2 separate regions of the Mus musculus genome follow, and region 1 is linked to region 2. Evidence: chromatin loops called from intact Hi-C (ENCODE). Cell type or tissue: left cerebral cortex. All regions are shown on one strand.

The links. Hi-C counts contacts between places; a loop is a spot of excess contacts. Peaks named below come from ENCODE experiments on the same cell type or tissue, not always from the same donor. Only the 100,000 strongest peaks of a DNase experiment are listed, where the experiment ranks them.
Region 1: a loop joins it to region 2, with 2.8 times the contacts of the local background. A loop is called at or near these places in 8 of 42 quality-filtered maps.

The regions. Positions count from the first base shown.
Region 1 is chr4:82,490,319-82,498,318 of GRCm38, forward strand. It overlaps Nfib (nuclear factor I/B), which reads right to left. Exons shown (of 12, transcript NM_001113209.2): 2 at 7,920-8,000. It also overlaps 2310067E19Rik. Among named protein-coding and RNA genes, the nearest start is that of Nfib, 11 kb to the right of the region's middle. In left cerebral cortex, no CTCF peak of the experiment used is centred here; DNase peaks (open chromatin) are centred at 4,726, 5,478, 5,819, 6,285 and 1 more place; H3K4me3 peaks cover 3,620 bases; H3K27ac peaks cover 3,990 bases.
Region 2 is chr4:82,289,468-82,297,467 of GRCm38, forward strand. Nfib (nuclear factor I/B) reads right to left here. Exons shown (of 12, transcript NM_001113209.2): 12 at 706-7,344. The coding sequence ends at 7,215. Among named protein-coding and RNA genes, the nearest start is that of Nfib, 210 kb to the right of the region's middle. In left cerebral cortex, a CTCF peak has its summit at 4,978; a DNase peak (open chromatin) is centred at 4,803; H3K27ac peaks cover 492 bases.

The DNA of each region.
Region 1 (8,000 bases), 200 kb after region 2:
GAAGCTGAGACCAACCTCATAAAACAAGGCTTTTAACATAGCATAGCAAATTTAGGCTAATCCATCCAGAAACTGCAGATGTCAGAAGAATAAAATACAAGTTGTCCTAAGCAAGAACATTTTTCACACTTTAGAATTCACTAATAGATGGGTACAGCCTTCATACCCGCATTCCTACAAACACTAGTAGAGTCTGCAACTTATATGAATTACCAAATACCCTCTATTTCAAGTAACTTTGTTAACATCTCTATGCCTGGTCAGGTTTATTTTCCCTACTCTCAAGCGGCTACTGTTAAAACTATTCCATGTTTGTCTGCATTTTTCCAATATAAATATACAAAATCAAGCTTTAAAAAAAAAAAAAAAACTACTTTCCTTCCAAATCAGAGTTTGTATTGCTGAATAGTAATTAGTACCTGTTAAATACTTTTTTTAGTTTTATGAAAGACATATTTGAATTTATATAATAGTAAATATGTCTGTGTATTTAAAAAAACAGTGCTTAGAACTTCTTCAATTCCCTCCTTTGAGAAATACTTGAAGGTGACTATAACTTTAAAACTGCATGAACTTAGCATTTACGACGTTCTTCAAAGGCAGCTCCTTTTTCACTTTGTACTTGTTTGAACAAATTCTGTTTTCTGATTGTGCTGTATCAGTAACTTAATGCATGCTCTGAAGTGCCTTAAAATGGGATTCTGAAAATACACAACCTCCAGGCAACTTTTCAGCTCATAAAATTACTTCATCCATCACTCCATATTCCCAATTATATAGTCTTTATTCAAAGTTCTTTAATTTGTCTGTGATTCATCAACAGTGTCCTGCTTAAACTATCATCACAACCAGAGAGACTGTGTGTCTAAGTGTTTTATTATAAACAATGTACTGATGCACATGAATGGCAATCGAAGACTGCTTTGCTTAAATTATAAGAATTTTTTTTTAATGTGTAGCCCTCAACTCAGCCTCAAGGTCTCTCCACCTCAATGGTTAATTGGTAGCCATTTATCCCAATTTTCTGAATAACTTAACAGCCAACAAGCCCAACCATTCAGGTATTATTAGTCTCACGTCCTGTAACTTCCAGGTAATACAAGATAATCCCACAACCTCACTCCCTGCTGTATACACTCAGTTCTCACAAGTTCCCCTACAGTTGGATGATTTGATGTTCTCTAAGCCAAATCCTAACCGCCAAATTCTGTTAAATTAACCACAGCACATAATTAGAATTCAAGAACCCAAGAAGTTACTTTTCAATGAGACAAGGTACCACACTGCCACAGAAAAGTGAGCCCAGCAGAAAAAGAAGCACCTCTTCTCACGGTGCTGGGTGTGAGACACATTTCTGGACCAACGTGCGTTTTCAATCCCATAACCATGGGGCCTTGGATTCTTCCTTGGAAGAGAAAAGCTGAAACACTTACTTTGAGAGTTACACTGGCTACTCTGCCACAGCATGTGGGCTGACAAACTCCCAGAGGGTCATGAGTTCGATTCCCATTACCGCTGCACTATAAAATGCTATTCTTCCCTAAACTAAAAGAAACTTTACTAGAAGGTACTTTCCTAAAGGAGACTGGCCTTGTTCTGTGGCATCATTTGCAGCTCTTTAGTACCAATCAGTTTTAGTGCGAGCCTTGTGTGCTGTTTCCATTCCTCACCAGTCTCCTCCAAACATGGCAGTAATTACTCCTTTGAAGATAAGTTTAGATGTCCTGTAGGCCATTGTGATAACAAAAATGAAAACTAAAGTATCTCAGCTACTAGGACTGTAGACTGTAGATTCAGACTCAGAAATAAACACCTTCATCTTCAGGTGCTGTATTCTAACTGTTCAGCGGAGACAGCAAGAAGAATGTCACAAAACAAACAGTAGAACTTTTTCATGTTAACTTAGCAGAATCAAGGCTCATGAGAATAAAGACCCTACTAAGTTGAGTATCTTAGACTGTATTCAAACTGGAGTATCAGATTAAAACTAAGGAAAGTCAATGGATATTAAATCTTTCATTTCCTTTTGGTAATTTGTACTCAAATTCCAAATTTAGGGTAGAAACATCTATGTGTACTTTAAAATCCTATTGAATCCTCCATAAATCTATACTTCTCCATTTGGATGCACTTATGCACACTGGAGGTCTGCAGGCTCACATATGTCACTGTGTTGAACAGGGTGCTGGCCCCTGTAATACCCAACCACCCTCTCTGTCACTACGGAATTCAGTGCCCCCACCCACCCAGATTACTACCATTCCTATGCAATGGACATAATTTTGATTCTCACTCAAGGGAGACACAGAGTACAAAGTGTGTGACTCCAAACATGCAAAATGTATATACATATTTTTTCACTTCAAAATTCATTCTGTTCTCTGCCTCCAACCTTACCAACCTTTGTTGCCTTCAGAAAATAGTGCCTTGCATTGTCTGAATATTTGAAAACACGAATTGTAGCAAATGATGCTCCTATCCCCATCTCTGTCTCTCCTGTGTTCTCTCTTCCTTCTGCCTTTGAAAAGTGAGACCATGTTAACAGCAATGCAGAAGCTTGCCTCGCCATATCAGGACACAGATGCCAACCTTTCCAGCTGGCAGCCAGGGCCTCAGAGTTTAACTCTTGAGTTGTCTGGCAAAGCTATCTTGGGGCAGGGACAGCATGGCACAGAGGGTGAACTTCTGGTTCCATTGACTCTGCTTTGTCCTTATCAGTGGGAAAATTGCTAAGTATCTCATCTTACAATATATGTTCTAACAAAGGTCTCATTAAGCCTAGGGGCCAGGCATACCACCAAGAATCCTTCTTTATCTTCTGAATTGTGTATGAAGAAGAATGAAAACAAATGCATACCAGAGTTCAGGAGTTCAGTCAAGGACAGGGTACCAGGGTGGGAAAACTTAAAACAGCATTTCCCTAAATCAAACACTCATCCAAAGTAGTTATCCTACACACAAAATTCATGCTCTCTGATGTCACAATGCAAGCCCACCAAATCACTACGCAGAGCAGCCTCATTTAAACACGTTATGAAAGCTTATTTTCCCCCACAATGGGAAATACCTGCAAATGAAGTGAAAATTATTAAAATGTTAAAATGCGCTGTCAACTTGCAAACAATTATCTATTTAAGCTTTTCATAAAGAAATAATTGTTACCCAGAAGGATTCTAAGCTGCGGTAGCTGAAGGGGGAAAATCACTCTCTGCATGTGCGTCCTCACTAATGCCATGTGACAAGCAGGAAGGGCTCTGTTTCAAAGACAATAATGATTACAACTTCCCTTCTGAACAAGTCACATGGTTCACAACTTCAAAATACGCCTCAATTATGATATCGTTTAACAATCAAGCAAAAAAAGAAAAAGAAAAAGGTGCTGCACTGTGCCGATGCGATGCATCACAATTAATGCTAAAGGTTCAACAAGGTTAAAGGGTGCTCCCTGTCCAGGATAGAAGCAAGCAACACTGCGGAACTCTGCCATGCTCCAAAAACATATCTAATAAGAGTAGAAAGTGGGGTCCAAAGATCACTTAAGCTGACTTGCTTTAAACTCCCATCTGTTAAATTCATAACAGCAGACACTATCTTTAGAGGTCTTTAAACTTTGTGTGGTGACCTCTCTTTTCTTTAAAAACCCTCCCTGGCTCAGAAAAAGCCCAGTCCTTATTTTCTCCCCACAGCCCTTTACACACACACACACACACACACACACACACACACACACACACACACCAGCATCCCTGCATCTTCTGGCTCCAGACAGGACACAGTCTGGCGACTCAAGGCCTCCCATAGGCCACACTTCCTTCTGTGTAGCCCTTTGGGTAGAACTGCTAATTCTTCTTATTAATTAATGAGATAATGGTGGTTAACCAGGAAGCAATATTAATGTTAACTATCTAGGAAACTTGAACTGAGATTACTCTAGCCTTATGGTTGTTGTCTGCCCCCCACCCTCCGAACTTCACACTCCCCAAGTATGTGGAATCGTGTACGAAGGATTTTCACAAGATCTTGTTGCAGAATTGAATTGAAGGGGCCAGAAGTGACTGATTTATATCAGATTTTAGCATGTACTTCCCTCATTAAGGTTTTCTGCTTTTCACGTGTTCACTGTACACATTGCTAACTAGAGAGGGAAGTGAGGGCCTCTCAACAGACTACTAAAAAATGAGGAGGCTGAGAAACTGAGAGAACTAGAAATTAAATAAGAAATAAATGGGGATGTAAATGAAACAGCCAGTTATAATGGGTGCACTCATACATCACTACACTGAGCATGTCCTCACACACCTGACATAGCCTCCCCTGTAGTTTACAGGACGGGACGTCCTGGGAAGGTATACTGCACAAGGCTTGCTGGTTTTCATTTTGTTTTCTTTGCTTTGTTTGGATGAATGCAATAACAAAGACAATATGGGGAATAGGTACCACCTGGCCAAGAATCATTGGACATCTTTAACATCTTTGGGAATATGGAGCCCATTTTAGAAAGATTTTTCCTTAATCTGTCCAAATCTTTTTTTTTTTTTTTTTTTTTTTTTTTTTAGCCTTTGGGGGAAGAAAAGGGGAAGGGTTTTCTATTAGCCAAGCTTTGCTGCAGCAGACGAGCACGAAGCTTTCATTCAGGGATTGTCAAAAACTTTCCAGTGTGCCCACTGCAATGCGGATGCCAACCAACGAATCAAAGGCATTCAGCAGCTAGACAAAGAGGGTCTGATGCCAACCTCGGTGCCACTGGCAACCATTATTGGCATCAAACACAGTGTCTGCCTTTTTTTTTCCCCCTCGCCTGGCACTTCACAAACAAAATGGCGGTTCTTGTAGCAACGGAACAGCCGAAGCGCAGCCCTCTGAATCAATAGCATCAGATGATTTTTTTTTTATGGACTTAAATACAGCTACTCCCAAATCAGTTACCAAATTTTAGGTAAAACGAAGGCAGATAATTTCATAAATAACTAAATTTCATATAACCATTCACTAATGTGAAAAAAAAAAAGATTAAAATGGACTGAATTGCGGTCAACCAGGCTATATGGAGGGGAGACACTGAGTAACAAAGAATTTGAGCTTTGAACAAAATATTGCCCTGTGATGTTAAAACCTAATAAACTACGTATCAAAAATGATTTCAAAATATATAAAATCTCCCCAAAACTATATCAGATGCAGATGTAGCATTATAGTTTGTGTCAAAGCTTCAGTAACTCTTTCCACATTTCAGAAAAGATGATGTTGCAGGGAAGGAGAAAGGGTACGTGTGGGTTGAACCAAGAGAGAAGGAGGGAGAAAGAGAAGCAATGGGAAGTTGGTCAACAATGAAAGTTTATTATCCATCCGTCTCTATCTCGTCTTCCATTAGAGACGAAGCATGTGATCTGCAAATAGCCAAGAGGACTATTGACATTTCTAGATCTGGAAATTGTCAATATATTGTAACATCACTCCACACTGCAATGCGGATGCCAACTAACAAATCACAGGCATCCTGAGCTAAACAAAGAGGGTCTGATGCCAATCCTGGTGCCAGTGGCAACCATCTTTGGCATTCTCTCTGTTCTTCCTCCTGTTTTTCTCCCAGTCCCTTCTAAGGGGAGAGGACGGATAAGGGGACGTCATTTTGTTGCTCATTCTGTTATAAATATTTTTTTTCTGTGTTAATTCTTCTTTCATGTTTTCTTCTTTTCTTTACCTAATTTCTAAAGAACAGTAAGGCTGATTTCATGTACTTAGAGGAGAAACAAAAAGTTATGATGTGAGATGAAGCACCCGGGGTGTTTGCAGACTTATCTTTCTTTAATCAGCTACGGTGAGAAATGACAGTCAACTCACAGTTCACAAATAACAAGATATAAATCTTGAAAAAGAGAAAACGGAAAAGCACTGGGCTGTGACTCTTGTAAGAAGTGACCAGATGTTAAGAGGGGATGATGTGAGGGCAGGTGGCAGAGGGGACAGAGGGGACAGGTGACTGAATGTACAGAAAAAATACCAAAACGTTGTTCATATTGAATCAATATTTTATCTGAAAACACAGTCACTAAGATTTGGCTCAAAACATCATGATTGTCATAACCACTGGTGTCATGAAAAAAAATATATATATATGGTTTTATATATATGTCTTTTTTTTTCCTTTTTTCAGTCTATTTTCCTAAATCCAAAGGACAGTCTCTATTGTCAGTTCAACAAAACAAAGAGATTTGGCTGACTGCCCTGGGATAAATCGGCACGTATGTCCACTTCGTGGCTAACCATCAAGAGTTAAAGGGGGAATCATTGCACAGTTCTTCCCTCCCGACTAGAGTTATATGATCCACTTTGCAAAACTTTCCCTTCTAACCAGAGACTTTCACCACACTTACAACACATAGTCAATCTAACACATGCATGTAGCCCACCTTACAATGTCGCCTCTGAGACAGCTGTCAATCAAGTTGTCATGTGTTAATAAGTTTTTATTTTAGGACATCAAGGGTGAAAATGTATATTTCCCCCGGCTCATCATTACTTGAATTTTAGTTCTAAACACAGGGGAATAACAAATGTGGTGTTTTTGTTTGTTAAGAGACACACTTCCAAACGATGATGTCCAACACTGTTATTTAGAATCAAAGTACGAAACTGGAAATGACACTCAAGCAGATCTCCAGAACTCATTCAAGGGAAAATCAAGGCAAAGGGACACACAGTAAGTTCTACGCCAAAGTCTGAGTCATCAGCTTAGTTTTCTTATCTTACTCTTCTGGATGACAATAACGTACCTCTATTTATTAAACCCCACATTTATATAATGAGCATCGGATAACTGTCTGCCACCTGGCTGTCTGCAGGCCATCTTCCCTCCCACCAGGCCAAGTTCAGAAATGACCCACCATCTGTGGCAGCCCAAAATCGAGCCCACGTTCAGTATGGGGCTTTCCTATGTGGACTGTATCCTGACATGCTGGTTTGAAGAAAACAAAGTCAAAAGTCTCACCTTCCTACAAAAACCAGCAACAACAAAGAAACACGGCTCATTAACAACGGAAACCTCCCTGGCACCCCCACTGCCTATGCTGCACAGTCCGGGCCACATTTGCAGCACTCTTTATCGAGGACTGTAAACATGGGCCGGCATGCGGTTTCTACATTCTTTGGAGATTTATTTTAAACCAGTGTAACCAGTCTACTTTCTGGTTTGCTCTGTGATGCTCTGTCAAGAAAGCTGTGACTTCTTCTTTGGGAAGCTTTATGAATTTGCATCCAAGTCAACTAATAATAGAGAGTGTTCCCTGGTCACTCTGGGAAAGTATTAAAAGTTATTTAAACGAGAGCTGTGTTGCTTTAAATCTACAGCAAGCACTGCACAATCCCAAGGATGTGTTGATAGAAATACAGAAACAACATAAATCTAGGCCTCTGTCAGATATGTATTTTGATAATGGCCAGCTTAGATATTTTGTAATAGTAAATGCTAATTTGATTTTTGGTGCACCCGCCCCTAGACTACTGAACAAGGTTCATCCACCTCGTTAGGTAATAGACTGGTACAAAGATTATTAAACAGCGCTTTGGCTGCCATCAGTCATGTTGCATTTTCAGATGGCCGTGGGAAGGAGCCTAGCACAAAATTTGGAGTTCAATCAGCTGCATTTCTTAGACTACTCTGCATCTGTCTGTCTGTCTATCCTTCTGTCCTTCCTTCAAATGTGGACGCTTCCAGCTACGGAAGCTCCATGCCCATCTCCATGGCTCCCACATGACCGTGGACCTGGAGCACTACTGGGAGCACCACGGTTCCCGGGAATGGGGGAGGGCAGATGCCATCTGGAGGCCTCCAGGACACTCCGGTCCAAGCCAGAGATCCCGTATCTGGAGGTGTATGCGCAGTGTTTACCATGCTAGAAGAAAGAACAATCTGCTCCTACCTTGCTCCTGCACGTAGTATGCCAAAAACAAGTCAAGCTCCTTAACTGATACTGTGATGTGGTGTGGCTGAACACAAAGTG
Region 2 (8,000 bases):
ATTCCAGGCATTTTCTCTCTCTCTTTTCAAAGAAGCTCGCATTACCTTTTAATTTTATTTATGCACATCACTCAAACAGATCGGGGAACCATTTAAACTCATTCCTTTTCAATAAGCTATTATTGAACTCCAGCTGACTCCATTCTTGGACGATGCATTCAGTGAGAGTGGATTCTAACCTGGCCCTTGGCTCAGAAAGAGAATATCAGCTCTGCTTGCCCTAAAGTTCTGCGCTCTCTTTGAAACCTAAGACGATACCCTTTCGCAGATATTTGCAGAACAAAATTCTACAGTGTTCATATAACCACTAAACCCACAGTCACAGGGAGGGGCAAGGGTTTCCCTTCCCTTTACAGTGTGTGTGTGTGTGGGTCCTTGTGGCTTTCTGTCCAACAGACCACAGTCTGGTCTCTGTGGCACACGCTGTCTTCAAGTCGCAGCTCAAAGGGTGTTCTGGGTCTGAAATTCTGTACCTGCACTTGTATTTTCATTATCACTGCTGAAAAAATCGTGGGAGGAGGAACTACACAGATAAGCAGTTCAGCACTGAACTGAAATATTAACCCTCCCAGCTGCTGGAAAGTAAGCTGGTGTCACCCAACGTCCAAATGTAAGGGCCAGGATCAACTTTCAAAATCCTACTGACCCAGCATTCATGCTGAAAGAGCATCAAGACATTGAGAAAAATAAAACACGAGGCCAGAGTCTGTAGCATAGCTCATTTTATTGTTTTAAACAGTTTTTGCATAGGAAATATATCCGCTTCCAGTAATTGACTGCAGTATGAGCAGCTGCTAGCAGTATAGGCTGGATATAACAGTAACAATCACATTAAGTCAAGCTTGATTTACACCAGTTTAAAACTTGTGGCAATCGAGTTCATTTGCGACCCACAAAAAGTACACAAAGAACATTATCCTCCAACCGGGCACAATAAAACCTTCACTAACATTCCGGCCCAGTCTGGGGCCTATCCCAGAGGCCCGAACTCCAGAAATTAAGTAAGTAACTGTCCTGTAATACATCCCACTGCTAAAGGCTTGTTACATGGAGATTATGCATGTGCCTCCTTTTACTCGTTTTATTTTTTTTCCAAAAATCTAATTAAAACACAAGGTTCTGTATTTATGGCCCAGGAGGACAAATATGCCAAAAGTTTTAAAATGGATCAACCCTGGTGTGTGGCTAGCAAGCAATGACTGACTACTCGTCACCTACAGTTGTACTAAATGTATCTAAAGAAACACACAGTCCTACAAAAGTTGTTCTCAGAGAAATATCATTGAGGTGGGGGTACCTCGTCCCAGGGTGCTCAAAGTTCTCAGTGACAGAAGCACAAATGAACCGCCCGATGACGACGCCAGCTGACGCAGCTTTGAGACGCCTATGCCTGGGAGACAGTTGCCCCTCACATTCCACAACGTTGTAGAGATTTTTTTTTCCCAAGAAAATGTCATTTGAAACATATTTACAACTGAACTCAACAGAGACTGTGAAATTGGACAGGCACTGCTCATTTGTTTGAGTTTTTTGGTAAACATTTTGCTGGTTTTTTTGTTTTTTGTTTTTTTTTTGTTTGTTTTTGTCTTTTTGTTTCTTTCTCATTTTGCATCAACTTTTATCAGTCCATGCAACTTCAATGCCCTCGATGAAGAATGCATAATAAGCCATACTTCTTTTTTTTTTCTTAAAAAAAAAAAGACTTCCTTCTGCATAAAGAGATATATTTGCCACATCAGTCCCTGTAGCACAGTTTTCAAAACCATTCTGTCAAAAATACAGTAATACAAGACTGGCTTGAGTGACACTAGCATACACTGCTTTTCATGTTTAGGCCACCTTTTGTTACTGGTACTGTATCATGCAATAAAAGTTATCAAAGGCTTAATCTAGGGTCCCGTAGGCTAGTGCCACTGAAGCGCTTTCACAATCTCAACATACATTTGAATTGCAACACACAGATATTTCTAAAGAGTATTAACTACTGAACCCTTTTATCATTAAAAAAAAAAAACAAAACTACTTACAACCATTGAAGAAAAATTGCAACAAAAAAAAATGTAAAAATTGACCGTCTCCAACTTGTCCCCTTTACTATTAACAATGTGACCAACAGATCTGTGGCACGACACAGTACAAAGAGTTGTCATGGCAATGAGTTTGGCTGATGCAAAGGTCATTGTGCAGGGTCAAAGGGCAAAATCAGTGGTCCATGTTATTCCCCCCAGTGCAGGGATCCACTCCACCCACACAATTTCCAGGAATTAGAAAAGACAGGGCAACTACTAGAAAGTGCAAAACATGAAGAAGGCAGTTTTCAGCTCCTTCAGCATGGAGTAGAACATTCAATTTTGAGTTTTTACTATTGAACTTGAATAGCCTGCACATATGTTTTGTTTTTTAAATATAGAAACCCCAATTTTTAAAGTCCAGGAAGCATGCAGCTGGTTAATGTGAACAAAAGACCTTGACAGGAACATGTAAGCGATATTGAATGCCATGCTTGGGGCCTATCTGCCAGCAAGACTGTAGCGTTGTTTCATGGAGAAGGAATACTGTTCACTGATAGGGGGTAACTTTCTGCAGCCTTCATCGTTTCACACGGTACATAGAATCTGCGTCTAGGTAGAGAACATGCCCTGCTTCGCTGCTCAAGGTGTTCCCGTGCAGTCTCTGCCCTTGAGTCCTTTTGAAGCTACAAGTCACAAATCCGGATTCTGCTCCCTGAGGACACGTTATGTGAGACATCGCACTATTATTTTTTCTGCCTATCCTGAATGCTCTGTGAAACTTATCCTTAAATACCATCATGGAATAATCACAAAATAAAAAGGAAAAAAAAGGAGAAAACCTTTGCTAAAAGGCCTTATATACTAACAAAAGGACAGCGGTGCTTCCAACATTCTGAAATGCTCTGAAAACCAACTCTTCCAATACTAAATACAACAAAATAACCTTCATAAAATATAACTTTTCTCCATTTACACTTTTTTTTAAGGATTAGCGTCCTATGCTTTTCAAGCACAAGAACCTGTGAAATATCTCCTAACATGGACAGATTTTTTTTTTTTAATACATAACTTAAGAGCCTGGAGAGTTTTAACTCGAGTCCAGTCTCTAAACAAGGAATATTCTTGTTTACTTTAAAAATGGAAACAACATATAGTTCCATTATAATTGTTAAAAAGTTAGCTTTACAAACATGGGAATTTTAATTTAAAAAAAAATTCTTAACAAAACTATACAGTGTACAAATTACTGTCTACAAGGTAGGCGGTTCATTAAGAAGGCCAAGCTCTTCTCTCTCCTCGCAGCTTCACAGACTCATTCACATACTTTATAATGGAGCTGCCCACCCGAAAATTACCCGATAACTATATTGCTATACTTAAGGTTTTGCCATGTCTTTATGTACAGTCTCCTTCACTGCCTCTCAGGTTTTTTTTCCCCCCTTAGGCAAGTCTCGACTGCTCACGTCACTTCGGGAAACACACACTTTAGAGGCACTGTGAGTGGTGGGCTGCAAAGCAATACAACAAAGGTTGGACAGTGCCATGAGCTGGTGGTGGGAGACACCACCTCCTAACAGATGCCCTTGGGTGACCTTCACCATCCTGAAGCTCTGCAGTCTGGGTAAGGAAGGGGCGTGCAAGACCTGCAAAAGTGGGGCCCTTCGTCAGAATATACTTCCTGGTTTTAAAAAAAAATAGAAGGCTAAACGTGGATTCGAGATTTTCTATAGTAGTGCTTTTTTAATAAGTTTATCTCAAAGAAAAGAAGAAACATTGAACTAGGTTAAAAAAAAAAAAAAAAAAGGAACAGTTGCCCTAGGCCTCTGTACCCAAGAGGCAGGCAGGGATGCCCACAGTGTGCCATGTACTTTAGCAACAATTGTTCATTCACGGGTGACAAGGAGAGGGGACTGCCTGGAAAGAATACTGTGTCCTGTAGGGTTGCACTCTTCAGCAAATAGGTCAGAAAGACACTATGAGCTTGGCTGAGAGGATGTGTTATCTGCAAAGCAAGTAACAGACAAGGCTGGCCTTTCTTAGAACCTGCATCCTAGAATCCCACTGTGCTAACCAGCATGTGGTCATGAATGGACTAGTCAGATTTAATTCCCGGGCTTCTGAGCATCGTTCTCATGAACTCACTATTAAATGATCTGCTATGCATACACTTGACAGTTTATTTACTAGGGCAGGGCCTGGGGTGGGGCTGGGGGTGGGGTCAAGAGAGCTTCTTTACAGCCGACTGCGTATGTCACTAATTCCTAAAGATCTCCTTGGAGCAATGGATACACTCAATAGGACCAGGTGGGGGATGGGGAAAAGACAAAATAAAATTGGTCTCTATTCACCTGTAGTCCTCAGGGGAAATTAACTCAAATATATACTTGAAGTACCACCCGTTCAAATCAACCCCCACCATCATTATCAAACACACTTAATTCATCCACAGAAAAATTGGTTGCTTAAAATTCTATATTTCCCTCTGCTCCACTTTCCAGTTTACAAGGGCAGGTAAAATAAGAGGATTGATTTATTCTTGTTCCTTAAAAACTGAACTTTGATTTTACTCTATCAGTCCAAATACATCCAAGAAGAGCAACCCTCTCTCTAGTCAACCTTCTGGATGTCAAAGAAGAAGATCCTAGGTGCAACACCATTCATTTTGAAGTAGTAAGTCACAGGAGCAGCCTATCCTGTCATTAACAAAATGACAGAGGGCGGGGAGGGACTAGGGGAGCTCTCCCTCCAGATGGGGGAATGTGTTTGGTAGAAGAAAGCTTATTCCTGTGTTAAACTCAAAAGTGTGAAACAGCCAACATCTGCTATGTGGGCACTTCAAGAAATGTCTTTGCCAAATATGAGACAGGCTCACTTTCCACTGTGGTTTCAGGAACTTTCAGGAAAAAAAAAAAAAAAGAAACAAAAAACTATCAATAACAACTAAAATAAGACAGGGCAGTTCCTCTAAGTTGGCCTCTAGGAGGCTTTTGCTGTGCTTGCTTTTTCTTCCTGGTTTCTTAGCTTGGAAACCAGAAAGGAGTTCAGCTTGCACTCCAGGTGGGAAAGTACGGGGAGGGGTGGAGGGAGGGAAACCTGTTTAAGTTGAAGTTTGTCACAGTAGGCAGAACAGTTGCTTTGCAGCCCAGGCCCATCTCAGGGTGCAGTGCTTCACTGCTACACTGTAAAGGGTTAAAAATCCTCCCACCCACCCCTGAATATATATATATTTATATATGTATATTAAAAAAAATCCCCTGTCCATCTCTCAGTACACAAAAGGACCTCATCACACTGCAAAAATAGCAGTACCCACTTTGGTCAATTAAAACAAACAAACAAATAAACAAACAAACAAAAAAAGCATACATTATTTCTTTTTTAAATCTGTGTACTTACCTATAATAACCAATACAGCTAAAAGCACTACCTACATAGGCAAAACTTGGTATTGCATAATTCGTATAAATTTGAAACCCCTCCCCCCCAAATATTAATTGGAAGATGAAAAACATGAAAGGTTAATAGAAAAAACACCAAAAATACTGAAAATATTGCTGGTCGATTACAATTTTTAAGCGGCAACTATACACAGCCATGATATGCTTTATAAATGTGAGATAAAGGTGTAACTGTCTAAAAAATCCATGATGTCACACATTTTTCTTCGTCTGGAGTACAAAATATTTTGTCATAAAAATGGTAAAGATTTAAAACGATAATAAATGCAGCAAAACAAGTGTAGTGATGTCACTTTTGTGGTTTTTTTTTGTCTTTTGTTTTTTTTTTTTAGATTTCAAGGCAAGGCACGTAATGTGGACATTATATCTTCGTGCAAATTAGGATTACTGGAAAGAGTACTTTTAATTAAAATTTTAAGAGACACAGAGGCAGCATGTGTCTGCCCATGCACACTATAGATCTGTCAATACGAGAAATGTGTTGAACAAGGCTAATGTCCGAAAGCACCATGCATGTTCCCAGCACCCTGATGGCACTTCTCTGAAGAGCGAGCGGGTTTTCCTAGCCTACCTGGCATTCCCAGCCTGTACACGGGGAGCTTTACCCTTGTGACATGGATTTCCCTGCCTCTTTGTCTCTACGATGCAGATTGTATAGAACCGTTTGTACACCCTATGGGTTCTTGATGCAACCAGTAATTTTAAATAAATAATCTGACCTCTGAGGAGGCTGCAGCTAAGCCAACCTAAGTGCTGTGTTTTCAATATTTTTTTTATTTTTTATTTTTTTTCTGTTCAAGCACATGATTTGTCTTGATTTAATGCCTTATTTTAAATGCCCTCAAAAACTGAGGGGAAAATAAATTCGCTCAAAATTATTTTAAATTCTTTTTAATCCCCTCAATTTAGAGTCCAAGGGCTGAAGGACTTATAATCATGATTCCCCTTTAGATATAAATTTATAAATTGCACTTGCCTCTGTTAAGTGTTTCTTTTGTGGGGAAAACATTATATTACTTTTTACTGTTGCATGCAGAGGTAACCCTTTACCCACATAGAGGCATTTCTTCCATAGAGCCTTTGAGTTCAAACTGTTTTTTTTTTCCCTATTTTTCTTTTTTCTCTTTTTTTTTTTTTTTCCTTTTTAAGATTTCAAACTGGGTTACACACTGGAAAAGGCTGGGTTAAGGGCCAAAATTTAATAAATCTGTACGGATAACTAAAGGCTACAGAGATTCTTTTATATATATATATATATATATATATAATTTTAACTTTTAGAAATCAGAGTGCTTATAAAATGGCTGGCTCATGGCTCTGTCCCCAGCACCTCTGACGCCGCCTCCTAGCCTTCGTTGTTGAGATAACCAGGAATAGTGACTCCATGCGTAAACAACAAGAATACTAACCAAGAAAACTAGCTTATCATGCAAATATTAAGGCATCTAGAAAGTCAGTTAAAATATATTGTCATAGAGACAGAACATCTATTTCCCAGCGGACTTCATGTAACAAAGGCTACGGTGCAGGGGCTGCAGTCTAGCATCAGTGAGATGTCATTGACCCTTTCCTGTCACTATAGTCTCAACCTTAAGGGAATTAGTGACTGTAAGTGCTGCAATGCTGGTCTACCGTCTTCTTTCTTCAGTTTCTCTCCTTTCTCCCTGTTGTCCAGTCTTCCTCTTTTCCTTTGTTGGGTGTTTTTCCCCTAATTTTCTTATACTATGGTTGTGGTTCTTTCCCCTCAGTTGCTTGTCTCCGCTTGAAGGAAAGGCTCTCCAATTATGTTCAAACCATAATTTTGGACATTTGCCGGTAAGATGGGTGTCCTATTTGACACTTGAAAAGGAACCAAGCTAGCCCAGGTACCAGGACTGTTGAGAGGAGACGGGAAGAAAAAAAGAAAGAAAGAAAAAATAAGACAATGTTAAAATCTCCAGCCATATCATAAATATAAATTCAAAATGCATTAAATTACAACTATTATATTTTTAACTTTTTAAACCAAAATTTTAATAAAATTTAATAATTAATAGCATGCATTGACTTTGCTATATTATATATATTATGCTTATATACATATATATGTACATACATGTGATAACTTCTAGATTATACACATCATACAGGTGTAATCTATATGATCTCTTGCTTCCATGAAAAGACCTAACTACTATGCAGAAAAACACAAAATGAACTATATTCACTATATATAATTGCTGAACTCTAGTTAATTAAGGAGACTCTTTTTTAAATATCTGGCCCATTTCAATGCACTGTATGCAATATGATTTTCATTGTTCAAACAAAAAAGACGAAAAGCATAAATTTGTAGCCATACTAGACTACTGTAGTTTGCTAGATACATTAGTTGTGTTTAATCTTTAATTCATAAGACATTCTGGGTGAGGTGGGTTTATCGACCTGTTGGGTTACATACATTTGAAAATGTAATGAACTACATATTCTTTTCTCTCACGTGAGAAAATAATAGAGTTTCAGGCATGTGCAATATATAGTGAAATACCTA